Regions from separate parts of the Homo sapiens genome. Here region 2 is linked to region 1. A link is an interaction called in ENCODE POLR2A ChIA-PET data of the cell type or tissue named here. Cell type or tissue: OCI-LY7. All regions are shown on one strand. Links, peaks and the distances in the headings refer to the core of each region. The heading gives the core; the rest is flanking DNA. Region 1 overlaps TMCC1 (transmembrane and coiled-coil domain family 1). Region 2 has its middle 41 kb from the start of TRH.

Region 1 (5,381 bases), core at 382-5,381:
AGTTTTTAACATTTTTATTTCAAACTCATTTTGAATAGGAATATGCAGATGTTGAAACCATAGAAATGAAAGTCTCACTTTAATCCCTGATTCCTGGTCCTTACTTCTCCTCCTTAGTAACAACCATTTTTACCTCTTTTTGTGTCTCCTTCCAGATATTTTATGTACATATTTGTGTATATATGTACATATATATTTATATTACCTTTAAAAAACTCAAATAGAGGTCTACTGTTCAAACAGTTCTATACCTTGCTTTTTTCCCTCATACAATATAGTTTGAGCATCCCAAATTTGAAAATCCAAAATCTGAAATCTTTTGGGTACCAACATAACACTCAAAGAAATGCTGCTTGGATTTGGGATGCTTGCCTGGTAGGTATAATGCAAATATTTCAAAATGTGAAAAAATCTGAAATCTAAAACACTTCTGGTTCCAAGCATTTTGGACCAGGGATTAACCGTATGCTACTTATAGCCCATGTCATTAAAAAACAGTATTTTTAAACTTATTATTTTTATTTTTTAGAGACATGGTGGCACTCTGTCACCTATGCTGGTGTGTAGTGGTGCGTGTGATCGTAGCTAACTGCAGCCTTGACCTCCTGGGCTCAAGGGATCCTCTTGCCTTATCCTCCCGACTAGCTGGGACTAGAGGCGTGCACCACCACGCCTGGGTAGTTTAAAAAATTTTTCGAGACAGGGTCTTGCTATGTTGCCCAGGTTGATCTCAGACTCCTGGCCTTAAGCAATCCTCCCATTTCCACCTCCCAAAGTGCTGGGATTATGAGTGTGAGTCACCACACCTGGCCAACTTGTGTCCGTTTTTTTTTTTTTTCAGCTGCATAGTGTTTCATGTTATGTATTTCCTGTGATTTTTTTTCTTTTGGGTTTTTCGTATGTCCACACTGCATTAAGACAACCAGTGTTAGTCTTGAGACCACTAACAAGTCTTATCCCCAATCTGTGTCATTTCCACTAGAATTAAAGCTCCATTAATTTCCAAGGATAGGCTGGGCGCGGTGGCTCATGCCTGTTATCCCAGCACTTTGGGAGACTGAGGTGGATGGATCACCTGAGATCAGGAGTTTGAGACCAGCCTGGCCAACATGGCAAAACCCCATCTCTACTAAAAATACAAAAACTAGCCAAGCGTGGTGGGGGGTGCCTGTAATCCCAGCTGCTCGGGAGGCTTGAACCCGGGAAGTGGAGGTTGCAGTGAGCCGAGATTGTGCCACTGCACTCCTGCCTGGGCAACAGAGCAAGACTCCGGATCTCAAAAAAAAAAAAAAAAATTCCATGCGTAGACAAAATATATATCATTAGGATACATTCAATTGTAAATAATGGAAGTAATAATTTAAAAAACCCCAGGAAATCTAATAGTGACTTAAGCTGTAAAAATATTTTATTGTCTTATATAAACAGAAGCAACGAGATAGGTAATTCAGCACTAGTTTGGTAGCTCAGCAATATTTAGGACCCACATTTTTCCCCTCACCTTTATTTTCCTCATTATGTTGGCTTTTCAGCCTCCCTGTGTCACCTTTTGGTTGCATCATGGCGCCTCATCTCCAACCAGCACAACCAACTGCATTCAAAAACAGGATATGGAGGGCAAAACATTTTTTTACTGGGAAGATGCTGTCATTTTACATGGGAAGGAAAGAAATTCCCAGAAGTCTCCTAAACAGTGCTTCGTGAACTTTAGTGTGCATAGAATTACATGGGGAGCTTGTTAAAATACAATTCATATTGCATATTTGTGGGATATACTTCCAGAGATTCTGAAATGCATAGGTTTGGAGTAGGGCCTGAGAATTTGTATATCTATTAAGCTCCCATGTAATGCTGATGCTGTGGGGTCAGCAGACCATGCTTTTGAGTGCACTTCCTGTGTAATGTCTCATTACATTTCACTGGGATTTATAGTGCTGCCCCTCACTCCAAGTGTGTCTAGGAAAGAGAATATGATAGCCATATTGCCTGAAACCAGTCATTACTATCTTGAACAAAATGTGAATTCTGGTTAATGAGGAAGAAGGGAGAAATGGCTGTTGGAATAACAACTGTGGCTAGCACTTTTGCTGTTACAAATAATGCTGCGTGAATACTGGTGCTCTGAAGAAAAGGTAGATATAATTAAATTTTTAACAGATATTTTCAAAATTTTCTCTAAAGACCTTAGTTGGAATTATTTTACAATCAGCAGTCTATGAGAGTGCTTGTTTCTCCATTATCTTTACAACTTAGATGTGTTATCAAACATTTTGGTCTTTGCCAATCTGATAGGTAAAAAAAATGGTATCACTTCGTAGATTCATTTGCATTGCTCTCATGCATGAGGTTGAAGAACTTTTCATCTATATGAAAATCATGTATCTTTTTTTGTGAGCTGGCTGTCCATGTTAGACTTTGATTCTTTTTTCATTGATTACACATTTTTTCTTTTTTCAAATTTTAATTCCTGTTTAACAACATCCTAACAGTTTTTTTTCTTATGAATTTGTAGGAGCCGTTTATGTAATGGAATTAGCTTATGTGTTGCAAATTTATTTTCCCAGTTTGTTAGTCATTTGACTTGGTTTGCTTATTTTGATGTAGAGCTTAGTTGTGGTTACACGGGATTGTAAATTCTGTTGCTAAGTTGTGTGGATTGAGATCTCGAATAATGGTATAAGTATGCTTACCAAAAAATTTATAAATGATACTAAAACTGGGAGGTTTATCTAATATGTTGCATCAAAGAAAATCAAGATGATTTAAGTACGTATGAGGTATGAAAGTGTCAAGGTGGGTGTAATAGAAATGTAAGATCCTATTCTTTTTTTTTTTTTTTTTTTTTTGAGACAGCGTCTCACTCTGTTGCCTAGGCCCAGTTTGGAGTGCGGTGGCCATGATCTCTGCTCACTGCAACCTCCACTTCCTGGGTTCAAGCAATTCTCCTGCCTCACCCTCCCAAGTAACTGGGATTACAGGCACATGCCACCACAACTGGCTAATTTTTGCATTTTTGGTAGAGATGGGGTTTTACTATGTTGGCAAGGCTGGTCTCGAACTCCTGACCTCAGGCTCTCCACCTGTCTCAGCTTTCCAAAGTGCTGGGATTACAGGTGTGAGCCACCGCGCCCAGGCAAGATCCTACTCTTAAACAGAAATTATCTGGCTCAAAAGTTTTGTTTTCATTTGATGAGTCCCATAATCTAAGGTAAGTTGTATGATTTGGCTGTTAAAAAAAAAGCTAACATTGGTGAACACTTACAGAGGTACAGTGCTAGATTAAAAGAAGTAATAGTCCCTTTGTTCTTGGACTGTCAGATTATATCTATGTTGTATCCATTCTTGGATGTTACATTTTAAAAGGACAGGGATAATCTAAATTTTCTAGATGAATGAGACCAGAATAGTGAGAGCTTTAGCTACCATATCTTTTTTTTTTTTTTTTTTTTTTTGAGATGGAGTCTTGCTCTGTCGCCCCCCCCCCCCCCCCCCCGCCAACCCGCGGAGTGCAGTGGCACGATCTGGGCTCACTGCAACCTCCGCCTCCTGGGTTCATGCCATTCTCCTGCCTCAGCCTCCTGAGTAGCTGGGACTACAGGCGCCAGCCACCACGCCTGGCTAATTTTTTGTATTTTTAGTGGAGATGGGGTTTCACCATGTTAGCCAGGATGATCTCGATCTCCTGACCTCATGATCTGCCCGCCTCGGCCTCCCAAAGTGCTAGGATTACAGGCGTGAGCTTCCACGCTGTCCAGCCTCATTAGCCACCATATCTAATGAAAAACAATTGAAGAATTAGGATTTTGGTACTGAAGATAATACTTGGAAATATAACTATCCAAATATATTCAGAAGTTGTAAGATTTCCTGATTTCTAGTGACCTCTTTCCTCATTGCTGATATTGGTACTGAAGAGAAAGTAGTGTCTTGATGACTTTAGTTTCTTATTAACTGGAGGAGAAAAAAATGAAATGTTTGTCAGTCAGCAAGAGTATAATGCTGAAAAAGGCAGTTCTTAAAAAAATGTGTAGACAAGTAGAATACTAGATAGGTACATGTGATTTCTTTATATTTTATTTTTATTATTTGAGAGAATTTTTCAAGACTAGTCTTTCAAGAACATATTTTGAGGATGCTGTCCTCAAGGATTGTTAAAGTTTATAATTTTACACTACATGATAAAAAGTAAAGGTTGCTGTAATGTAGAAGTTGGCAGGGATTTATGTGTTAAAACTAGCTTTAGTTCATAACTCTGCTACTTGCTGTGTATAGTGGGACATTTATGAGATTTAATTGTCTCTTCTGCTGTTGAGGACAGTATCTGCATCTCAGAGTTTTGTACACTGCAAATAATTTATGCTGAGCTTAATGCCTGGCATGTAGATGGCATAAAATTAATGCCAGGTATTTTTAGTGGCAACTGTTCTTGACAGCATTGCTTACATTTTTGGGTTTTCTATTTGTACATGTGCATCAAGGTAAGTTGGGAGGTTATATCAACAAATACATTTGTATCATCAAGCTTTACAAATATATCCCAAGAATTACTACCTATGGGGGTTTTTCCATACCACACCTAATTCACCTTCAGTTCTATGACACTGAGTGTTCAACAATTCCATTCAATTCTGACACTGTCTACCTGGAGTTAGTGTCAGATCTCAAGTTAAAGGGCTCAGTCCCAAAAGACTGCTGCTGCTTGAGATGCTAGTCACAAGTCTTGGGCCACCCACACTTCTGTCTGGCTTGGCTGCAAATTCAGGGGTTCTCGTGACCCCTTCCTCAGGTTCGTTAATTCACTGGAAAGACTCATAGAACTCAGGAAAACACTTATGTTTATCAATTTATTATAAAGGGTACAACTCAGGAACAGCTAAATGAAATAAATACATAGGGCAAGCTATGGGGGAGGGGTGTGAGGCTTTCATGTCCTCTCTGGGCACAAAACCCTCCCAGCACCTCCATGTATTCACTACCTGGGAATCTTTCCAAACCCCATCATTTAGTCAGTCCCCAGTTCCTCTCTCTTCCCCAAAGGTTGAGGAGTGGAGGACTAAAAGTTCCAATACTCTAATCGCTTGGTTGGTTCCCCTGGCAACCAGCCCTATCCTGAAGCTATCTAGAGGCCCACCAAGAGTCACCTAATTAGTATAAACTCAGGTGTGGTTGAAAGGAATACATTATGAATAACAAAAAGCGCTTCTGTTATTGAGGAAAACCTAAGGGTTTTAGGAGCTCTGCCAGGAATCAAGGACAAAGACCAAATATGTATGTTTCTTATAGCACACTACTATACATAAAACTAGATTTTGTTTTTAGAACAGAGGGCTGGGTTTCAGAATATCAGTATTGAATTCCTTAGGTCATTGATATATTTCTTT
Region 2 (5,381 bases), core at 206-5,205, 140 kb before region 1:
AAAATTAGAAACAGAATGATCAGATGTTCCCGCAGTTGCATTTGTGGGTACCTACCAAAAAGAATTAGAAGCCAGGAGTGGAAGACAGATTTGTGTACACCCATATTCATAGCAGCATTATTCACAACAGCCAAAATGTGGAAGCAATTCAAGGGTTCGTGGACAGATGAATGAAAAAGCACACTGCAGTTCCTTCATACAATGGAAGACTATTCAGCCTTAAAAAAGCAGGCACTTCTGGCCGGTGCGGTGGCTCACACCTGTAATCGCAGCGTCTTGGAAGACCGAGGTGGGCGGATCACCTGAGGTCAGGAATTCAAGACCAGCCTGGCCATCTTGGTGAAACCCTGTCTCTACTCAAAATGCAAAAAATGAGACGAGCGTGGTGGCGTGTGCCTATAGTCCCAACTACTCAGGAGGCTGAGGCACAGGAATGGCTGGAACCCGGGAGGCGGAGGTTACAGTGAGCCCAGATTGTGCCACTGCACTCCAGCCTGTGCGACAGAGTGAGATTCCATGGAAACACAAAACAAAACAAAGTCAAACGAACAAAGAAAAAACTAACAAACAAAAAAAAAAAAAACAGAGAGGCACTTCTGACGCAGGCTGCAACATGGATGAACCTTGAAAACATTATCGTCAGTGAAATAAATAAATCCCAAAAGGATAAACACTCCCAGGCTCAGTGGCTCGCACCTGTAACCCCAGCACTTTGGGAGGCTGAGCCAGGCGGATCACTTCAGGTCAGGAGTTCGAGACCAGCCTGGCCAATATGGGCTCTATTAAAAATACAAAAATTAGCTGGGCGTGGTGGCGCACAGCTGTAATCCCAGCTACTCGGGAGACTGAGACACAAGAATCGCTTGAACCCATGATGTGGAGGCTGCAGTGAGGTGACATCACGCCACTGCACTCCAGCCGGGGTGACAGAGAAAGACTCTGTTTCCAAAACAAAAAAATTAAACACGGTATGATTCCACTTATCTATCAAGTGTCTAGAGTAGTTAAATTCATAGAGTTGCAAACTAGAAAGGTGGCCCCTAGGGGCGGGCGAGAGAGAGGAGTGGAGAGCTTGGTGAATGGGTGCAATTTCCATTTTGAAAGATAAAACTGTTCCAGAGACGATGATGGTGATGGTTGCTAAACAATGTGAACGTACTTCATGTCATGAAACTGTAAAGTGAAAAAGCATGGAAACTGTAAAGGTTTATACTGGCCATTCTATATGAACTAATATATATTTATAATTTTTAATATTTATACGAGGTATATTTTCCCATAATAAAAGATGAAAATTAAAGCAGTTGGATGTTTAAAAAGAAAAGAAAGAAGCGAAGAATACACACCAGCTTTCTCCTGATTAGAGGAAGAGCCCCAAAGCTTCTATGGACACTCACTTTTCTCTTCTTCTTCTTGCATTATTATGAGGAAATCCTTAGAGGTTGGGGAAGTTGGGTGACTTTGGCTAATAAGGAGCTCTGTGCCTTGAGCCCCCCAGGCCACAAAATAGTAAATAGTCAGTCTGTGCCTCCAGCCCTGTAGTGTGAGGTTCCAGTCCTGTGGGCTCCACTCCCGTCACCTGTATCAAGAGGCTCACGTCTCACCCTGTCTTCTTGCCAGCCTTGAGGATGGAGTCTGAGCCTCCATGTTGCACCACACAGGGAGGACAGTGGACCTGTTCTCCATGGTCATGGCCCAGCAGAGGGGAAGGGCAGTTCAGTGAGTGTAGGGAAAAGAAAGAGAGATCAGACTCTTACTGTGTCTATGTAGAAAGGAAAGACATAAGAGACTCCATTTTGAGAAAGACCTGTACTTTCAACAATTGCTTTGCTGAGATGTTGTTAATGTGTAGCTTTGCCCCAGCCACTTTGACCCAACCTGAAGCTCACAAAAACATGTGTTGTATGAAATCAAGGTTTAAGGGATCTAGGGCTGTGCAGGACGTGCCTTGTTAACAAGATGTTTCCAAGCAGTATACTTGGTAAAAGTCATCGCCATTGTCTAGTCTCAATAAACCAGGGGCACAATACACTGTGGAAAGCCGCAGAGACCACTTCCCTTGAAAGCGGCATATTGTCCAAGGTTTCTCCCCATGTGATAGTCTGAAAAGTGGCCTCATGGGAGGAGAAAGACCTGACCGTCCCCGAGCCCAACACCAGTAAAGGGTCTGTACTGAGGTGGATTAGTCAAAGAGGAAAGCCTCTTGCAGTTGAGAGAGGAAGGCCGCTGTCTTCTGCCTGCCCCTGGGAACTGAATGTCTCGGTATAAAACCCAATTGTACATTTGTTCAATTCTGAGATGGGGGAAAAACCGCCCTATGGTGGGAGGTGAGACATGTTGGCAGCAATGCTGCCTTGTTATTCTTTAGTCCGCTGAGATGTTTGGGTGGAGAGAAACATAAATCTGGCTTACGTACACGTCCAGTCATAGAACCTTCCCGTGAACTTCATGATGACATAGATTCTATTGCTCACATCTTCGTTGCTGACCTTCTCCTTATTATCACCCTGACTCCTACTACATTCCTTTTTGCTAAAATAATAAAAATAATAATCAATAAAAACTGAGGGAACTCAGAGGCCAGTGCCGGTGCAGGTCCTTGGTATGCTGAGCGCCGGTCCCCTAGGCCCACTGTTGTGTCTCTACACTTTGTCTCTGTGTCTTACTTTTTTTCTCAGTCTCTCATCCCACCTGACTAGAAATACCCACAGGTGTGGAGGGACAGGCCACCCCTTCAAGTGAGTGCTGAGGGACGGTCGGGAACCTTGTTTGTTTCCTCATCCTTAGGACGTACTGGAGACTGCGGTGGGCAGATGTGAGGAGAGCAATATGCAAACTCTGTGCTCAGCATACTGGAATTTCTGTTCTTGGTTGTGGTGGGGGTCTCAGAAATCTTATTCAAAATTTTGCTTTCCTCCCCCACTGGTTGTCCTTTTTATAGACATCTCACCCATGATAGCAGGGAATCAGTCCCTCTAAACTATTCCCTAAGAACAAAAAAGAGATTATGAAGGTGATGAGGATAAAGAGGATGACGACAGACACCATGGCATCATGAACCCTTACTGAGGGCTTACTGAAGGCCTGGCTCTGAGCTCTGTGCTCTATGCAGCTTGTTTCATTTCATCTGCATAGTCTCCATGTTATTAGTTCACATTTCATGATGATTTTACAGACTAGAAAAGGAGCAACGGATTTTCATGTAGCTTGTACCAGATCACGAAGTCAGAAAGGGTGAAGTCCAATTTGAACCAGGCAGTCTAAGTCCAGACACATGGCATTTGGCCAGTCCTCTCCCTGCATCCAACCTGCCCTCTCAAATCCTTGTCACTCAGGCCGATGCCCCTGCTCACTCTGCTCTTCCCTTTGGAGGTTCATTGTAGACCACAGCTAGACCAGTGGGTGCCACAATCACTGTGTCATGTTTAGAAGGGGCAGCTGAGATCACATCGAGGATTCCAGAAGGAATTGGCACAGGATCATTCGGGACGCATATCTCCCTTGTCCCTGTTCCTGGCTTTCCTTACAGTTCTTGACTTCCTCAAAGGAGTCATCAATTCAGCGTTTGGCTTCCATTCCTATTGAGGAATCTGGAAAGTGTTTCAAAAATGCTCCTCCGATGTGCCTGTGGTTAAGACCTCTGAGCTCTGCTTAAATCGTTTGGAAGCTGGGCGCGGTGGCTCACACGTGTAATCCCAGACTTTTGAGAGGCTGAGGCAGGCGAATCACAAGGTCAGGAATTCGAGACCAGCCTGGCCAACATGGTGAAACCCTGTCTCTACTAAAAATACAAAAAAAAGAAGAAAATTAGCCAGGCACGGTGGCGTATGCCTGTAATCCCAGCTACTGGGGAGGCTGAGGCAGGAGACTCCTTTGAAGCCGGGAGACAGAGGTTGCAGTGAACCGAGATCACGCCACTGCACTCCAGCCTGGGCAACACAGCAAGACTCTGTCTTAAAAAAATAAATAAATAAAAATTATGAAACAATGTGCTTGGATGGGCTTGGCAAACTTTAGCCATTAGCTCACGTACCACTTTGGAAGGGCATACCTTCAGTCACTTCGCCCTTTAATCCCTTTGCTCAAGACTAAAGTTCTGAGAGGAAGTCTAATCGGCTGAGTTGTGTCCATGTGGGCAGTGCAGGAAAGGGTGCAGCGGGAGGCGGCTCCAGGGATGTTTTTGGCTTCCATCATGGGGGAGCAGACGCCTGGATTATCCACCCTAACACATCTGGACAAAGGAAAATGAGGTTCTCTGAGGAAGGAGACATAGAGCCCAAGGAGCTAACTAAGAGACAAACAGTCATCCTGTCTTGTCACTTTCTTTTACACACGTGTGTACATTATCTTACACTTATCACTTTGTTTTCTTTCTCTCCTTTAATTGTACCCTGCTGCCAAAAGTTAAAATAAAATGAAAGTATTGAGATAGCTCGGTAACTGACTTTTGGTCAATTGCCTTTTCATATAGTGAACAGCTGCCCAAATCACACTGACAGAGACAGTGATTGTCTCTGTCTCTGTGCAAATTTGCAAGCGTTTGCATGATCACTCCCAATCCCCCAACACAGGGCTGTGTTACAGCACAATTTAGTTCAGTGTTTTGCTCTCTGCAACAGGGAGGTTCTCATCCATTACAGGTTGCAGTAAAAACAGGGGTACCATAAGCAACCACCTCTTTCCTCAACGATATGATGAAAGCAAAAGCCAAGTAGCTCCATGTATCCAACTTAAAAAAAAAAATTACGCCCGTGGGCTGCAGTTAGAGCTATGGCGGCGGCAGCTGTCACTGGGCCTAGCCCGGGGTGTGGACCTGGGGACTCCGCAGAAGGCCCCGGTGGGGAGGTTCACGGAGCGTCGGCGGAAGGCGCACAGGATGCTAAAGCTTTACAACGGCCTCTCAGAATGGGAGGCGGTGGGACTCCCCGCTGGGCCCGACCCCCTGGACCCCACTGATCTGAATGGGGCACACTTCGACCCGGAAGTTTAACTAGACAAGCTGCCTAGAGAGTGCCCTCTGGCCCAGCTGATGGACAGTGAGACGGACATGGTGCAGCAGATCCGGGCTCTAGACAGCGACATGCAAACCCTGGTCTATGAGAACTACGATAAGTTCATCCCAGCCACAGAAATTGACAAACAGCATAAAACTCTATGAGGAACTGCAGGAGACCCAGAATTTCCCAAATAACCTTGTAGAAGAGGAACAAAGTTGGAAGACTCACAAAAAAAAATATACATATATATATAAAGTTGTGTTTTCATTCAGTTGTAAATGTTTAGTAATTTCTATTGTAATTTTTCATTTAACTCATGAAAGGATATTTTTAATTTTCCAAATGTATGCTTGTGTTTAGCTATCTTCTTGCTGTTGACTTCTA

Evidence for each region. Peaks named below come from ENCODE experiments on the same cell type or tissue, not always from the same donor. Only the 100,000 strongest peaks of a DNase experiment are listed, where the experiment ranks them.
Region 2: POLR2A ChIA-PET joins it to region 1 with 6 read pairs; 2 of 35 experiments call an interaction of 5 or more read pairs at or near these places.

What each region holds. Positions count from the first base shown.
Region 1 is chr3:129,868,831-129,874,211 of GRCh38, reverse strand. All of the region lies in intron 2 of TMCC1 (transmembrane and coiled-coil domain family 1), which reads left to right. Among named protein-coding and RNA genes, the nearest start is that of TMCC1, 22 kb to the left of the region's middle. In OCI-LY7, for the core only: no CTCF peak of the experiment used is centred there; no DNase peak of the experiment used is centred there; H3K4me3 peaks cover 954 bases; H3K27ac peaks cover 906 bases.
Region 2 is chr3:130,012,931-130,018,311 of GRCh38, reverse strand. It overlaps the pseudogene VPS51P10. Among named protein-coding and RNA genes, the nearest start is that of TRH, 41 kb to the right of the region's middle. In OCI-LY7, for the core only: a CTCF peak has its summit at 907; no DNase peak of the experiment used is centred there.